Linked DNA regions of Homo sapiens: region 1 is linked to region 2. The links are chromatin loops, found by intact Hi-C in ENCODE. Cell type or tissue: Caco-2. All regions are shown on one strand. Each heading gives the region's core, and the rest is flanking DNA. Links, peaks and the distances in the headings are about the cores only. Region 1 has its middle 28 kb from the start of SNORD14A. Region 2 overlaps PLEKHA7 (pleckstrin homology domain containing A7).

Evidence for each region. A loop is a pair of places that touch in the nucleus more often than their neighbours do. Peaks named below come from ENCODE experiments on the same cell type or tissue, not always from the same donor. Only the 100,000 strongest peaks of a DNase experiment are listed, where the experiment ranks them.
Region 1: a loop joins it to region 2, with 4 times the contacts of the local background. A loop is called at or near these places in 4 of 110 quality-filtered maps.

The regions. Positions count from the first base shown.
Region 1 is chr11:17,042,340-17,050,680 of GRCh38, reverse strand. No RefSeq gene overlaps it. Among named protein-coding and RNA genes, the nearest start is that of SNORD14A, 28 kb to the left of the region's middle. In Caco-2, for the core only: no CTCF peak of the experiment used is centred there; DNase peaks (open chromatin) are centred at 2,060 and 4,390.
Region 2 is chr11:16,942,605-16,950,945 of GRCh38, reverse strand. The region is part of intron 3 of PLEKHA7 (pleckstrin homology domain containing A7); the gene reads left to right. Among named protein-coding and RNA genes, the nearest start is that of SNORD147, 21 kb to the right of the region's middle. RefSeq lists an enhancer at 4,887-5,126. In Caco-2, for the core only: a CTCF peak has its summit at 4,838 (motif pointing left); a DNase peak (open chromatin) is centred at 4,845.

The sequences.
Region 1 (8,341 bases), core at 203-8,202, 100 kb before region 2:
CACCCGGCCAGCTGCCCCATCCGGGAGGGAGGTGGGGGGTCAGCCCCCCCGCCCGGCCAGCCATGCCATCCGGGAGGGAGGTGGGGGGGTCAGCCCCCCGCCTGGCCAGCCGTGCCGTCCGGGAGGGAGGTGGGGGGGTCAGCCCCCCTGCCCGGCCAGCCGCCCCGTCCGGGAGGTGAGGGGCGCCTCTGCCCGCCCGCCCCTACTGGGAAGTGAGGAGCCCCTCTGCCCGGCCAGCCGCCCCGTCCGGGAGGGAGGTGGGGGGGGTCAGCCCCCCTGCCCGGCCAGCCGCCCCGTCCGGGAGGTGAGGGGCGCCTCTGCCCGGCCGCCCCTACTGGGAAGTGAGGCGCCCCTCTGCCCGGCCAGCCGCCCCGTCCGGGAGGGAGGTGGGGGGGTCAGCCCCCCGCCCGGCCAGCCGCCTCGTCCGGGAAGGAGGTGGGGGGGGTCAGCCCCCCCGCCCGGCCAGCCGCCCCGTCCGGGAGGTGAGGGGCGCCTCTGCCCGGCCACCCCTACTGGGAAGTGAGGAGCCCCTCTGCCCGGCCACCACCCCGTCTGGGAGGTGTACTCAACAGCTCATTGAGAACGGGCCAGGATGACAATGGCGGCTTTGTGGAATAGAAAGGCGGGAAAGGTGGGGAAAAGATTGAGAAATCGGATGGTTGCCGTGTCTGTGTAGAAAGAAGTAGACATGGGAGACTTTTCATTTTGTTCTGTACTAAGAAAGATTCTTCTGCCTTGGGATCCTGTTGATCTGTGACCTTACCCCCAACCCTGTGCTCTCTGAAACATGTGCTGTGTCCACTCAGGGTTAAATGGATTAAGGGCGGTGCAAGATGTGCTTTGTTAAACAGATGCTTGAAGGCAGCATGCTCGTTAAGAGTCATCACCAATCCCTGATCTCAAGTAATCAGGGACACAAACACTGCGGAAGGCCGCAGGGTCCTCTGCCTAGGAAAACCAGAGACCTTTGTTCACTTGTTTATCTGCTGACCTTCCCTCCACTATTGTCCCATGACCCTGCCAAATCCCCCTCTGTGAGAAACACCCAAGAATTATCAATAAAAAAATAAATTAAAAAAAAAATAATAAAATAAAAAAAAAAAGAAAAAGTTTATCCTAATTAAAGGAAATTAAGAACTCAAATATTTTATTTTATTCTAATAGAATGCCACAAATTCCCTTGATTTAGAACTCTATAAACACTGCATAACAGCTGAGACCATGCCATCTAAAAGTGAAATTAAAGTTGATAGTTCATAAGCAGAAAATATTTCCACATGCCAGTTATGGTCTAGTGATTTCATCATTATGTTTTCTGACTTTCCTCCTTCAAGAGAGTAATTACTTACTCAAATAGGTGGGTCTTGTTTAAAAATTCATGTAAGACATAACTCCTGTCCTTAGCTTAGGTGGACTTAGAGTTTTCTTTTTATTTTTCTTTCTTTTTTTTTAATTATACTTTAAGTTCTAAGGTACATGTGCACAATGTGCAGGTTTGTTACATAGGTATACATGTGCCATGTTGGTGTGCGGCACCCATTAACTCATCATTTACATTAGGTATATCTCCTAATGCTATCCCTCCCCGCTCCCCCCACCCGGACTTAGAGTTTTCATAAGAAAGTTTGGCCGGACGCGGTGGCTCATGCCTGTAATCCCAGCACTTTGGGAAGCCGAGGAGGGTGGATCATGAGGTCCAGAGATCAAGACCATCCTGGCCAACATGGTGAAAACTCGCCTCGACTAAAAACACAAAAAATTCGCCAGGCGTGGTGGTGCGTGCCTGTAGTCCCAGCTACTTGGGAGGTTGAGGCAGGAGAATGGCTTGAACCCGGGAGGCAGAGGCTACAGTGAGCCGAGATCATGCCACTGCACTCCAGCCTGGGCAACAAGAGCAAAACTCCGTCTCAAAAAAAAAAAAAAAGGAATCAAGCATGACGAAGTCACACTGATCACAGCCAATTTTTGTGAACCAAGGAAGGGTCTATTCAATAATTAACATAGATGTTTACTTTGGCTAACTCCTGTGTGCCAAGCAAGATATAGGCTCTGGGGAATCAGAAACAAAAGAGACTCACTTGTTCCTCTCACAATACTCAGTACTTACTTAGATAAGGACAAAATAAAATGTCCTGTCTGGAATGCAGGGAAACCAGAACTTCAGGTCAGGGGATATTTCCATTGAATTGCATAGAGATGAAGCTTAAAATATTAATGAATGTATCTAAAATTCACTTTGCCTTTACTTTATGCATCCATCACATAGAGATCACGGAGCAGGCACCCACGATCGGTTTAATCATTGCTCACTTCCATTGGATCAACTAGAAATCAACTCAGACGAGAGTGCTGAGTCTCAGAGGATGGACATCTCACCCCTTGCCATACAGATAAGCAGAAAAGGTGGTATTCAAAGTTAATGACCAGTCTCTAAGTCCCAGGTACTAAACTTCATGGTCTTCCAACTCTCAAGAAGTTTTTTTTTTTTTTTGAGATGGAGTCTCACTCTGTTGCCCAGGCTGGAGTGCAGTGGAATGATCTCGGCTCACTGCAACCTCTGCATCCCAGGTTCAAGTTATTCTCCTGCCTCAGCCTCCTGAGTAGCTGAGATTACAGGCGCCTGCTGCTATGCCCGGCTAATTTTTTGTATTTTTAGTAGAGACAGGGTTTTACCATGTTGGCCAGGCTGGTCTCGAACTCCTGACCTTGTGATTCGCCTGTCTCAACCTCCCAAAGTGCTGGGATTACAGGCGTGAGCCACCGCGCCCAGCTTCAAAAAGTTTAAAGCAGAGCTCAGAGGTCTTAACCACAGGCACATCTGAGGAGCATTTTGAAACAGATTCCAGCTTCCTCAATAGGAATGGAAGCCAAACTCTGAATTTATGACTCCTTTGAGGAAGTCGAGAGCTGTAAGGAAAGACAGGAACAGGGGCAAGGGAGAGATGCGTCCCGAATGATCCTGTGCCAATTCTTTCTGGAATCTTTGATGTGATCTCGGCTGCCCTTTCTATACTTGACACAGTGAATGTGGCACCCACTGGGCTAGCTGTGGTCTATCAGGAACCCCCAAAGGGAAGGGCACAGTGAGCAGGGGCATCTGCCCGAGTGACAAGGATTTGAGAGGGCAGGTTGGATGCAGGGAGAGGACTGGCCAAATGCCACGTGTCTGGACTTAGACTGCCTGGTTCAAATGGGACTTTACTCTTTTCGACTTCATGATCTGGTACAACTTATATGAAAATGCATTGCTTCTTTTCTAGTCTGTATAATAATAATTTAATGTGCACTAATAACTGGGAGAAGACCATGCAGATGAAATCAAAGAAGCTGTATAGACCACAGAGCTCAGAGCCTGGCATTTAGGAAGCCCCCAGTAAGGGTTCATGATGCCATGGTGTCTGTCATCGTCCTCTTTATCCTCCTCATCACCTTCATAATCTTTTTGTTGTGCTTAGGGAATAGTTTAGAGGGACTCATTTGCTGCTATCATGGGTGAGATGTTCATGAAAAGGACAACCAGTGTGGGAGGAAAGCAAAATTTTGAATAAGATTTCTGAGACCCCCACCACAACCAAGAATAGAAACTCCACAGTCTGCTGAGCTGACAGTTTGCACATTGGTCTCCTCCCATCTGCCCACCGCACTCTCCTGTTTGTCCTGAGGATGAGGAAACAAAACAAGGCTCCTGACCTGTCCCTCAGCACTCACTGAACTGTGCTTCCTCTCTGCTGGGTCATGACCACGGAGAACAGGTCCACTGTCCTCCCTGTGTGGTGCACGATGGAGGCTCAGACTCCGTCCTCAAGACTGGCAAGAAGACAGGGTCAGACATGAGCCTCCTGATGCAGGTGACACGTGTGTAGCCCACTGTACTGGAACCTCACACTGCAGGGCTGGAGGCACAGACTGAGTACTTACTATTCTATGGCCTTGGGGGCTCAAGGCATAGAGCTCCTCATTATCCAAATTCACCCAAGTTCCCCAATCTCTAAGGATTTCCTCATAATAATGCAGCAAGAAGAGAAAAGTGAGTGTCCCTAGAAGCTTTGGGACTCTTCCTCTAATCAGGAGAAAGCTTGTGTGTATATACTATTCGCTTCTTTCTTTTCTTTTTAAAGATCCAACTGCTTTAATTTTCATCTTTTATTATGGTAAAATATACCATGTATAAATATTAAAAATTATAAATATATATTATTTCATTTAGAATGGCCAATATAAACATTTACAGTTTCCACTATTTTTAAGTTTATAGTTTCATGACATTAAGTACATTCACATTGTTTAGCAACCATCACCTCCCTCATCTCCAGAACATTTTTATCTTTCAAAATGGACATTGGACCCATTAACCAAACTCTCCATTCCTCTCTCTCCCGCACCCCTGGGGGCCACCGTTCTATTTTGCAATTCTATGAGTTTAACTACTCTAGAGACTTGATATAAGTGGAATCATACTGTGTTTAATTTTTTTTTTTTTTTTTTTTGAGACAAAGTCTTTCTCTGTCGCCTAGGCTGGAGTGCAGTGGCGCGATCTCGGCTCACTGCAACTTCCACATCCTGGGTTCAAGCAATTCTCGTGTCTTAGTCTCCTGAGTAGCTGGGATTACAGGCCTGGGCTACCACACCCAGCTAATTTTTGTATTTTTAGTAGAGACAAGTTTTCGCCATATTGGCCAGGCTGGTCTCAAACTCCTGACCTCAAGTGATCCGCCCACCTCAGCCTCCCAAAGTGCTGGGATTACAGGTGCGAGCCACTGAGCCCAGTTGTGTTTATCCTTTGGTGATTTATTTATTTCACTGACGATAATGTCTTCAAGGTTCATCTGTGTTGCAGCCTGTGTCAGAAGTGCCTGTTTCTTTCTTTCTTTCTTTCTTTTTTTTTGATGGAGTCTCTCTCTGTTGCCAAGGCTGGAGTGCAGCGGCACAGTCCGGGCTCACTGCAACCTCCGCCTCCCGGGTTCAAGCGATTCTTGTGCCTCAGCCTCCTGAGTAGCTGGGACTACAGGCATGTGCCACCATGCTCTGCTAATTTTTTGCATTTTCAGTAGAGACAGGGTTTCACCATCATGGCCAGGCTGGTCTTGAACTCCTGACCTCAGGTGATCCGCCCACCTCAGCCTCTCAAGATGCTGGGATTACAGGCGTCAGCCACTGCGCTGGCCAGAAGTGCCTGCCTTTTTAAGGCTGAATAGCCTTCCATTGTATGAATGAACTGCAGTGCGCTTTTTCATTCGTCTGTCCATGGTCCCTTGGGTTGCTTCCACATTTTGGCTGTTGTGAATAACGCTGCTATGAATATGGGTGTACACATATCTCTTCCACTCCTGGCTTCTAATTCTAGATGGTAGGTACCCACAAATGCAACTGCGGGATCATCTGATAATTGTCTTTCTAATTTTTCAAGTACACTCCATACTATTTTCCCTGTTCCTGCACAGTTTTATGTTCCCTCTGATCATGTTTGAGCATTCCTACTTCCCTCCAGTCTCACCATTGCTTGTTTATCATATCTATCCTAATGTGTGGTATCACATTATTGGTTTGATTTGCACTTCCCTATGATTAGTGATTTTGAACATCATTTTATATGCTTATTGGCCATTGGTGTACCTTCTTTAGGGACATGTCTACTCAAGTCTTCTGACCATTGTTAATGGAATGCCTTGGGTTTCTTGTTGTTTAGTTCTAGCTGTTCTTTATATATTATGGATATCAGTCTCTTTTCACATATATGATTTGCAAATATTTTTCCTAATCCATGGGTTATCTTTTCACTCAGTTCACAGTGTTTTTTGATGCACAAAAGTGTTTCTCATTTAGATGTAATCCAAGGAATCTAATTTTCTTTTGTTGCCTATGCTTTTGGTGTCATATCCCAGAAGTAATTGCCCACTCTGATGTCATAAAAGTTTGGCCAATGTTTTCTTTTAGGTATATTATAGTTTTAGCTCTTGGGGTTAGGTCTTTCATCCAGTTTGTGTTAATTTTTGCACCTGGTATGACATAGGGTCCACCTTCATTCTTCTGCATGTGGAAATCAAGTTTCTCCAATACCATTTATTGAAAAGGCTGCTTTTCCACCAATGAACTTTCTTGGCAGTCATGTTAAAAATCATTTGAACATATAGGTGAGAATTTATTTCTGGGCTCAAAAACAAACAACAACAGACAACAGATAAACACACAGCATGGGTGGGTGTGGTTGCTCATGTCTCTAATCCCAGCACTATGGGATTTGTAATCATAGTGGGTATACAGCCTGTGATATTATTCGTAATATCCTAGGGAGGTATTACTCCTATTATCACAGTGGATGTACACCCTGTGATACTATTCGTAATATCCTAGGGAGATATTACTCCTAATCTCACAGTGGGTGTACACCCTGTGATATTATTTGTAATATCCTAGGGAGATATTACTGTATACCCTGTGTTATTTTTGTATTATTTTAGGGAGATGTTTCTCCTAAAGTCAAGATGGGTGTACACCCTGTAACATTCTTCCTAATATCACAGTGGGTGTACACCATGTGTGATATTTTCTCTAATATCCAGCGGGGAAGAGGATGATATTGCTTCCAATATCAAAGAAGGTGTACACCCCCCTGTGATATTGTTCCTAATTTCCAGGGAAGGAGAGGATGACATTATTCCCAATATCACTGGGGATATACAACCCCCCGCCATGATATTGTTCTTAATATCTGGGGGTGGAGAGAATGATATTACTCTCAATATCACAGGGGGTGTACACCACCCCTGTGATATTGCTGGTATTATTCCGGGGGGTAGAGGATATTACCTCCAATATCGCAGGGTGCATAAACACCCCCTGTGATATTGTTCCTAATGTCCTGTGAAAGAGAAAATATTACTCCCATTATCACAGGGGGTGTTCACTCCCTATGATATTGTTTCTAATATCCAGGGAAGAAGAGTATAATATTACTCCCAATATCGCAGGGGCTGTACACCTTTTTGTGGTATTGTGTCTAATATCCATGGAAATAGAGGATGATATTACTCCCAGTATTGCAGAGGGTGGACACCCCCCTGGGATATTGTTCCTAATATCCAAACGGGGAGAGGATGTTATTACTCCCAATATCGAAGGAAATGTACACCACCGCTGTGATATTGTTCCTACTATCCAGAGAGAAAAGAATGATATTACTCCCAACAGCGTAGGAAACGTACACCCGCGCTGTGATATTTTTCCTAATATCTAGGGGGAGAGAGGATCATATTACTTCCAATATCGCAGGGTGTGTACACCCCCTCTGTGATCTTGTTGCTAATATCCAGGTTTGGGGAGGACGACATTACTCCCAATATTGCAGGGGTGTACACCCCCCTGTGATATTTTTCCAAATATTCAGGGCAGGAGAGGATAATATTACTCCCAATATTGCAGAAGGTGTACACCCCTCCTGCAATATTGTTCATAGTAACCAGGGAAGAAGAGGATGATACTACTCCCTATATCACAGAAAGAGTATATTCCTTCTGTGATATCATTTTTAATATCCAAAGAGAGACCAGCTGACATTACTTTCAAAATAGCCGGGGTTTTCCACGTCCCCCGCGCCATGATATTGTTCCTAATATCCAGGTGGGCAAAGAATCATATTACTCCCAATATCGCAGGTGGTGTACAACCCCCCTGTAATGTTATTCGCAATATCCAGGGACAGAGAGAAAGATATTACTACCAATATCGTACCAGGTGTACAACCCCCTGTGATTTTGTTTCTAAAAACCATGGGGTAGAGGATGATATTACTTTCAATATTGCGCGGGTGTACACCGCCCCCCCCCCCCCCGTAATATTTTTCCTAATATCCAGAGGGCGAGAGGATGATATTACTCTTAATATCCAGGGTGGGGGAGAGGAAGATACTACTTACAATATTTCAGGGGGTGTACACCCTCCCCCCGTGATGTTGTTCCTAATATCCAGGGGGAGAGAGGATGATGTTACTCCCAATATCACACAGGATGTAAACCACCCCTGTGATATTGCTCCTAATATCCAGGGGGAGAGAGAAAGATATGACTCCCAATATCGCAGCAAGTGTACAAGCCCCTGTGATTTTGTTTTAACATCCGGGGGGGAGAGGATATTACTTGCAATATTGCAGGGGGTGTACACACCCCTGTGATACTCTTCCTAATATCCAGAGGGCAAGAGGATGATATTACTCCCAATATCGTAGGGGGTGTACAAAACCCTGTGGTATTGTTCCTAATATCCAGAGCAAAAGAGGATGATATGACTCCCAATATCGCAGAGGGTGTACACCCCTCCTGTAATATTGTTCTCAATACCCAGGGAG
Region 2 (8,341 bases), core at 198-8,197:
GCAATGAATGCCAAGGTAGAAGGATTCCTGAGTGTCGTGAAAATGCAGTGCAGAGAAAGATGTAGCTGGGGAAACATGAACGAGGAAGTGAGGTGGGGAGGAAACACTTTATCTATAGCATAAAGGCCTGGGAGTTAGGCAAGGGTATCTGAATGAGGGGAAAATGTTTGGGAAAATGTTTGGAAAAAGCTGTTCCATGCAGGGCAGCCCTATGTGCATTGGCTTGGAGATGTGAATGGCTCAGGCTGAGGGAATGGGCAGGTGGAGGGAATGTGGCTAAGGGTAGGCATGTGAGGCTAAGATATCTGTGGGGCCACAATGGCGAGCAGATCAGGCTGGATAGTACTTGAGCATTAGATTGTGGAAGGCCTGCGGACCATGCTTAGGAGTCAGGACTCTATTCTGTATCCAGCAGAGATTTCCTTTTATGAAAAAAAAAAAAAAAGTCTTATCTCTTCCCAAAGGAGAGGAAGTAGGGACATACATACCCTCTTCTTTGTGGGTATGCACAGCCTTCTTATCCCTTTGTTTCCAGCTCCCTGGAACATCAGGGGACAGCTTTGCACCAGGAAGAACTGGGATCCCTGAAACTTCCTGATTGGGATCTCTTTCCATCATTGCTCTGGGTGTTCTTCTTTCATTTCTTTGAAGGCTAGTATGCCTTAATTTGAGACTTCACCCGTAATGATATTCATGTCCATGCCCATTGGTTCTATTTTCTTGCCTCACAGATTCTAGGGCGTGGTATATAGCAAAGGATAAAATCCTTCTCAGCTCTTGGAAAATGGTTCTCAGCGCTCTGTTCTCCCACTGACTCCTCTCCCTGCTCCCTCCCTTCTCTGTGCTCCGCCCCCGCCCCCCGCCCCACACACACTTTACTCTGCCTTCACTCCCCCCTTAACCATTTGCTGTCTGGTTTTCATCCTCCACTCTCTGAGATCTGCTTGGCCTCCTACTCACCAAGTCCAAAGGTTGTTGACAGGCCTAATTCCCATGCCCCTTGTAGAGTTTGACTTTCTTGACCAGTTTCCCATTCTCAGAACCTCATCTTGGCTTGATGTTCTGGTCTCTCCCCTCCCCTCCATCTGTTTGTCTCCAGTTTGGTTTCTCTCCCTCCTCTGAATTTCTGTAGCTCATGATCTCCATGCTCTGACAGCATTTGTTACTTTCTGTATCGTGCCTTGGTTTACATTGGTGATTTATATCCATGTCTTAACTCCTGTGCTAGATAGACTCTCAGGGTAAGATCCAATTCTTGATTCTCTTCTTTATTCCTCCAAGTACCTAGGATAGGCATATAGTGGGCAGACAGACATTGGAATGAATGAATGAATGAGCAAACAATTTTGGGGCATTTGTTATAAGTTAATTGCTTAGCAGTGTTCTCTAAGTGTGATCCACAGGCCATCTGCATCAGATTCATGTGTGTATAATAGAGTGTTTTGTTACAAATGCAGATTTCAGGGCCATACCCAGATTTATTGAACCAGAATCTCTGAGAGTTTACAATTTTCAGTCACACCGCTCCCTCCCCATGTTGTTCACTTTAAAATCTGAGAACTCCTGGTTTCATGGACAATAAACCAACATTATAAATGCATTTCAACTGCTGAGCATCTAGAGTCTTCTAAATGAGGCCTAGAAGGTGAGCAGGACCCTGTGCCACCCCTTCCCACCTGCAGGGGAGATGGGGCTTAGGTGGAAGGCATGGCTTCTGTGTAGTGGTGAATGGTGGGGAGGAGCACAAAGGAGGCAGATGGGGGGGTTACACTGAAACAGATAGACAGATAAAGCTTGCTAAATAGAGATGGGGAGGGGGTAAAGAGAGTGGGAGTTGGGCAGCTTTCTGGGGGATGGAGTCAACATGAGCAAGGCTTAGAGGTAAGAAATCCAGTGTATGGAGTGACAAGGGGTCTGGGTTGTCTGAGTGGACAGGCACAAGGGGAAGCAGAAGAAAGATTCACATCTTAAATGGCTTGAATGCCATGCTGAGAAGCAATGACGTCCTGCTCCAGGGATGATGCTGAGGAGGCCAGAGAGGTGTCTCTATAGACCTGAAACCCACAGGACCTGTGTTGAGGATGCCCTGGAAGCGGGAAAGTGGGCAAGGGCTTCACGGAGGTGGCTGTGGGAATCCTGGAGCTCATGATCAAGTTCTGCTAAAGTACTTCCATCCATGTGGGATGTGAGAAAAGAGCTTCTTGCTTCAAGCTTCTGTGCTTTTCATCTTCTCCAGCTCCTGTGAACTTGCAAGAGAAGCTGAGGGGTGTCTGTGTGTGTGTGTGTGTGTGTGTGTTCCTCCTTCACTCTGTGTGTGTGCACATGTGTGTGCATGTGGGGTGCGAGTATATATGTGTGCATGTATGTGTGAACACATGTATTTGTGCAGATACCATCTTACCTATCTATTCTTTCTTCCTCATCATTACTATGGCCTTACCTTCCTGATGTGAGGGAAATGGAGGGTGAGGCAATGGAGGACATTCTGATACAGTCAGGGGTGTGTGTGTGCTTCACTGACAAAAATTGTATTTATTGTGTATAGCATGATGTTTTGATAGCTGTGGAATGGCTATATTATTTAATGTATATAATATCTCGCATACTTATTCTGTGGTACAAACACTTAAAATCTATCAGCAATTTTTGAGTATACGATATATTGTTATTTACTGTACTCACCATGAGGTACAATAGATCTCTTGAACTTATTTCTTCTGCCTAACTAAAATTATGTAACCTTCAAGCAACATCTCCCAACCCCTCCACCCACCCCAGCCTCTGGTAACCACCGTTTTACTCTTTGATTCTATGAGCTCACCTTTTTTACACTCTACATGTAATTGAGATCATGCAGTATTTGTCTTTTTGTGCTTTGCTTGCTTTACAACATAAATTCCTCCAGGTTTAACCATGTTGTTTCAAATGATAGGACTTTCTTCTTTTTAAAGGCAGACTAGTGTTCCATTATGTATATATATGCATGTTTTCTTTTCTTTTTTTCTTTTTTTTCTTTTTTTTTTTTTTTTTGAGACGGAGTCTTACTCTATAGCCCAAGCTGGAGTGTAGTGGCATGATCTCGGCTCACTGCAGCCTCTGCCTCCAAGGCTCAAGTAATTCTCGTGCCTCAGCCTCCCAAGTAGCTGGGAATACAGGCATGCGCCACCAAGCCCGGCTAATTTTTTGTGTATTAGTAGAGACGGGGTTTCACCATGTTGCCCAGGGTGGTCTTGAACTCCTGAGCTCAGGCAATCCACCCGCCTCAGCCTCCCAAAGTGCTGGGATTACAAGTGTGAGCCACCGCGCCCAGCCATATTTGCTTTTCCTTTCTTTCTTTCTTTCTTTTTTTTTTTTTTAGGTGGAGTCTCGCTCTCTCGCTCAGGCTGGAGTGCAGTGGTGCGATCTCAGCTCACTGCAACCTCCACCTCCCTGGTTCAAGTGATTCTCCTGCCTCAGCCTCCTGAGTAGCTGGGATTACAGGTGCCTCTCACCATGCCTGGCTAATTTTCGTATTTTTAGTAGAGACGGAGTTTTGTCATGTTGGCCAGGCTGGTCTCGAACTCCTGACCTCAGGTGATCTGCCCGCCTTGCCCTCCCAAAGTATGAGGATTGCAGGTGTGAGCCACCACACCCAGCCTCTATTTTTAATTTTTTGAGGAGCCTCTATACCATTTTCAATAATGGCTGTACGAATTTACATTCCCACCAACAGTGTACAAGGTTCCCTTTTCTCCACATCCTCACCAATACTTATCTTTCATCTTTTTGATAATGGCCTCCTAACATGTGTGAGGTGATACTTTCAGGTGTGATTGTACAACCCAGTAGCTGAGAAAACAGTAGCCTAGTCAGTGGTCATGAAAGGTGTTTAAAAATGCCAGGTCCTGTGGGGCCCAGGCCTCTGTATTCTTTATAGGTTCCCAGGGGGTGCTGGCGCAGCTGCGTTTTGGAACCAGCAGCCCAGATGACCCAATCACTTTACCCTTTCACCTGGGGATTAGGGGCCTGCAAACTCCAAAGTTGGAATGAGAGTTTTTAAACTTGAAAATTTCTCCTTCTTCTTCCACTTTGATCAGTGGAGAGGAAAATACCTTACCGAGCAGAATGGTGGCCGAGGGAGTGTTTCCCCTAGGTTGTCTCTGTGGGGGAGGGGGTGTTGCTGGAGCCCGAGTCTAACAGAGTCTAACAGAAAGCTCATTAAGACCCACAGCAAGTTGAGGCCTGTCAGTAATGAGTACTTTTATGCTGTTTTCTACAGAAATTTCACTTCAAAACCTAGAGCCTTCAGATATCCTGATTTGCCATTCTAATTAGGTACTGAAGGAGGGCTTTGTGGGCAGGTTTGTGGCATCCTCTGTGCATACTGATTTTGCAAACCTCTTGGGAAACACTTAAAGTGAAATTCTTTGAACACATCAAAAAAGTCAGCATAAACAAACTAAAATCCCTGTGATTCCCAAACCCTAAAAATATTCTGTGACCAATTTCAAAGTCCCCCCCTCCCCTCCACTTTAAGGTTGGTATAATCCTGCCTGGTCATAGGGAGTGAGAAAGGAGGGTTTCACACGTTCGTTCGGGGAGAGGTCCCAGGGTTGAGGGTTCTGGTGGGTGGGGTGTCCAGTCCTCTTTAGGGCAGGTTATCCAGTGTCTAGATTGTTTGGGAGAAGGTGCTGGGAGAAAGGCCAGAAGCCTCAGCCTGGCTGGACATGGGCTGGCATGGACGCCATCTCTCCTGGCCAGCATTGCCCACCTTTAGGTCTCTAGCAGGAAGAGCCCAGGAGCTAGAAGCAGAAGCACCCAGACGGGGAAAGATCATGGGTGGCGCCACAGCAGGCTCCTGCTGCCCCCATGAGGAGAGGTTGGGAAAGTGAGTGGCTTCCCACTAAGTGAGGAGGAAACGACAGTGGAGGGCATCTTGCCTGTTTGTGTCTGTGGCTCCCTCATGAGCAGGCTGGGATTTTGAGGCTGGGAATGTGTTATACCTTAAAAGCAAAGCAAAGAGCACCGGTTACCTAGATGGGAAGGCAGAGCAGCAGTGTCCTTTGAGGCCAGAGAGTGAAAGTATGAGACTTTGTAGGACTTTTGTTCTTAATCAGGTCCCTAGCGGGCCCACTTCTTGGGCCCAGATCCCTGATGCCTTTGAAACTGCCATTTAATATGGCATTACTGCCTCCCAGCATTGGGACTCCTTCCCTTCAGATCTGCTAAGGACCTCCTAACTACTCCCTTCCCCTCATGTCCCCTCACCACCCCTCACCTCCACAGAGTGCCAGATATTCCTGGATCAAAGTTTTTATCCTGCCCCTGCTTAGAAACTTTATGGAGCTTCTATTTGCCTGGCTGATAAAATCCAGTGATCTAGCCCTCCTTCTCTGCCCTTCAGGCTTTCATCCATCTGTCCATCTGTCCATCTATCCATCATCCCTTACCAAGCACTACAGGACTTTGTGAAGAGGTATTGTCCTTAAGGAACTCTCAGTCTTTTGGGGAAGGCAGACAACAGTCAATTACAGGGGTTGTGAAATCACAGAGGAGAGACACCTGTGTGAAGGGTAGGCCAACACAGTAAACACACTATTACTGGCTAGTAGAATACACTAGATGCCAGAAAGAAACCAGTATTAGTATTAGGAGGAATAATGATAATGAAGCTTTTGCATTATATAGACCTACTTCAAATTAACCTTGATTAAAATATTAACTCTTTTGGGGCCGGGCATGGTGGCTCACACTTGTTATTCCAGCACTTTGGGAAGCTGAGGTTGGTGAATCACTTAAGGTCAGGAGTTTGAGGCCAGCCTGGCCAACATGGTGAAACCCCAACTCTACTAAAAATACAAAAATTAGCTGGGCATGGTGGCACATGCTTGTAACGCAGCTACTCGGGAGGCTGAGGCAGGAGAATTGCTTGAACCCGGGAGGCAGAAGTTGCAGTGAGTAGAGATGGTGCCACTGCACTTGAGCCTGGGTGAAGGGGGAAAAAAAAGTGAACTCCTCTGATCCTTAAAGTTCTTATCTGTGAGTTGGTTAAGGCTTAACAATAACATGAACTTCATAAGATTGTTGTTAAGGATTAACAATCATTAATGAGATAATGTATATTTGTGAAACATAGTAAATGCTTAATAAATATTGGTTATTAACGTTATTATCAGACAGAGAAGAAATTTTCTCCAGGATTCTTGGAGCAAAGTCACTGAAATTACAGAGAAAAACATCTCCAACAATTTGCTCAGCATGAATTCAACAAGTCTTACTAACCTGTCTGTTATGATGTACCTCACATACATAGAAAGAATGATACCAGCAGTCCAATTCAGTGAATGAGGTCTCCTGGGTGAGAATAGTGCCCTGTTTTGTCAAATATGGGTTTTTGCACATTGAATTTTTTTTTTTTTTTTTAAGGAGAAGAACTTTAATTTTTTTTTTTTTTTGAGACAGGGTTTCACACTGTTACCCAGGCTGGAGTGCAGTGGTGCAATCTCAGCTCACTGCAACCTCCGCCTCCTGGGTTCAAGTGATTCTCCTGTCTCAGCCTCCTGAGTAGCTGGGATTACAGGTCTGTGCCACCGCGCCCGGCTTATTTTTTGGGAGACGGAGTTTTGCTCTTGTTGCCTAGGTTGGAGTGCAATGGCATGGTTTCAGCTCACTGCAACCTCCGCCTCCTGGGTTCAAGCAATTCTCCTGCCTCAGCCTACTAAGTAGCTGGGATTACAGGCGCCCGCCACCACACCTGGCTAACTTTTGTATTTTTAGTAGAGACAGGGTATCACCATGTTGGCCAGGCTAGTCTCGAACTCCTGACCTCAGGTGATCCACCCACCTTGGCCTCCGAAAGTGCTGGGATTTCAGGTGTGAGCCACCGCACCCGGCCCACTTTAATTCTTTCAAGGTGGTTTGGTACAGTCATTCCCAAAGAGACAACATCAAAAACACCTGGGAAATGTCTTAAACATGCAGACCCTGAGGTTCTACCTTTCTTCCCATCCCCTAAACTTCTTCATTATTATATCTGGGCAGGGCCTGGAAATCTGTATTTTAAATAAGTGCCTCCAGTGAGTTTTGCTTTTATGCACTTTGGGAACCCAAGGACAGATCCTGGGACTCTGAGGCCAAGCCCTGGGCTTAGTTTCTCCTGGCACTGTCTCTGTCTGCCTGGATGATCTCCTGGTCACGAAGGTTCTTCGTGTCTCAGGGTTATCAGGTGTGAGTGTCTGATGAAATGATGAATGCGAGTACCCATCTCTGTGTGGACTCTGTAAATGTAAGGGATTATCAATACTCTTATTTATTGTAATAATCCCTCCTTCCCATTCCCATTTTCTTGCCCAATGACTTAATCAGAGTCACTCCAGTATAGCATTTATCTTTGAAGCCTGTGGTTGATTTGACAGGATTTGATATAAAATAAGGAGTAAGAGGCTGTGCTTTGGCTCAACAGCAAGTTCTCACTGCTAAAAAGCCTCTGATTCTGCCCTGTCTGTGTACTTTCCTGTATCGGGGGAGGGAGAGACTGTGCAGGTGTTTAAATTGGGACTTGAAAGCTTTAGATTTGTGTTGTCCAGAAAGGTAGCCACTGACCACATGTGGCTATGGAGCACTTGAAATTCAGCTAGTCTGGGTTAAGATGTGCTGTCAATGTGAAATACACCCAGAGTTCAGAGATTTAATACTAGAAAAAAAAAAAGTAAAGTATTGCAATAATAACTTTTATACTGATTACATATTGAAATAATATTTTGGGTTAAGTAAAATATATTATGAAAATTGATTTCACTGATTTTCTCTTTTTAAAAACCTAGAAGTTTCGAAATTGCGTATGTGGCTTGCATTATATTTCATCAGATACTGGTGCTTTAAGTGTTAGGTTAGCTTTGGGAGTCAGCTTAAAAAGTTTACAGGGTTTGCTCTGTTTTCAAATTCAAAAGGTAAATTTTACATTTGAAGTGGACATCTAGAACAGTTATTCTGAATCATTTAACTCAACTTTGAGCGTTAGCATTGTTGTTTATTGTCACTGGTGGTTTTATTGAAGTAGAAATTTATGAAATAGAATCTAAAGGGCATTCAGCAGTTTATCTACTATTTTAAAAGACAGTCTCCTAACCTCTCTGGGAGGGGCAAGAAGAAAGTTGCCTAAGTGGAGAAATTGCTTTGCTTAGATTGAATTTTTATTGCAGAGCTGCAAAGCCCAGAAGACAGCAGTTTACAGCGGCCGCAGCAATTCATTTTTAAACTGTGGGCTTGGAATCAAACTGCTATGAAATACTGATGAAAGCACCATTCACAATCTTCCTTATCATCTTTGGCCTTCTCTCTGCCACTCTGCTTCTTCACTCTC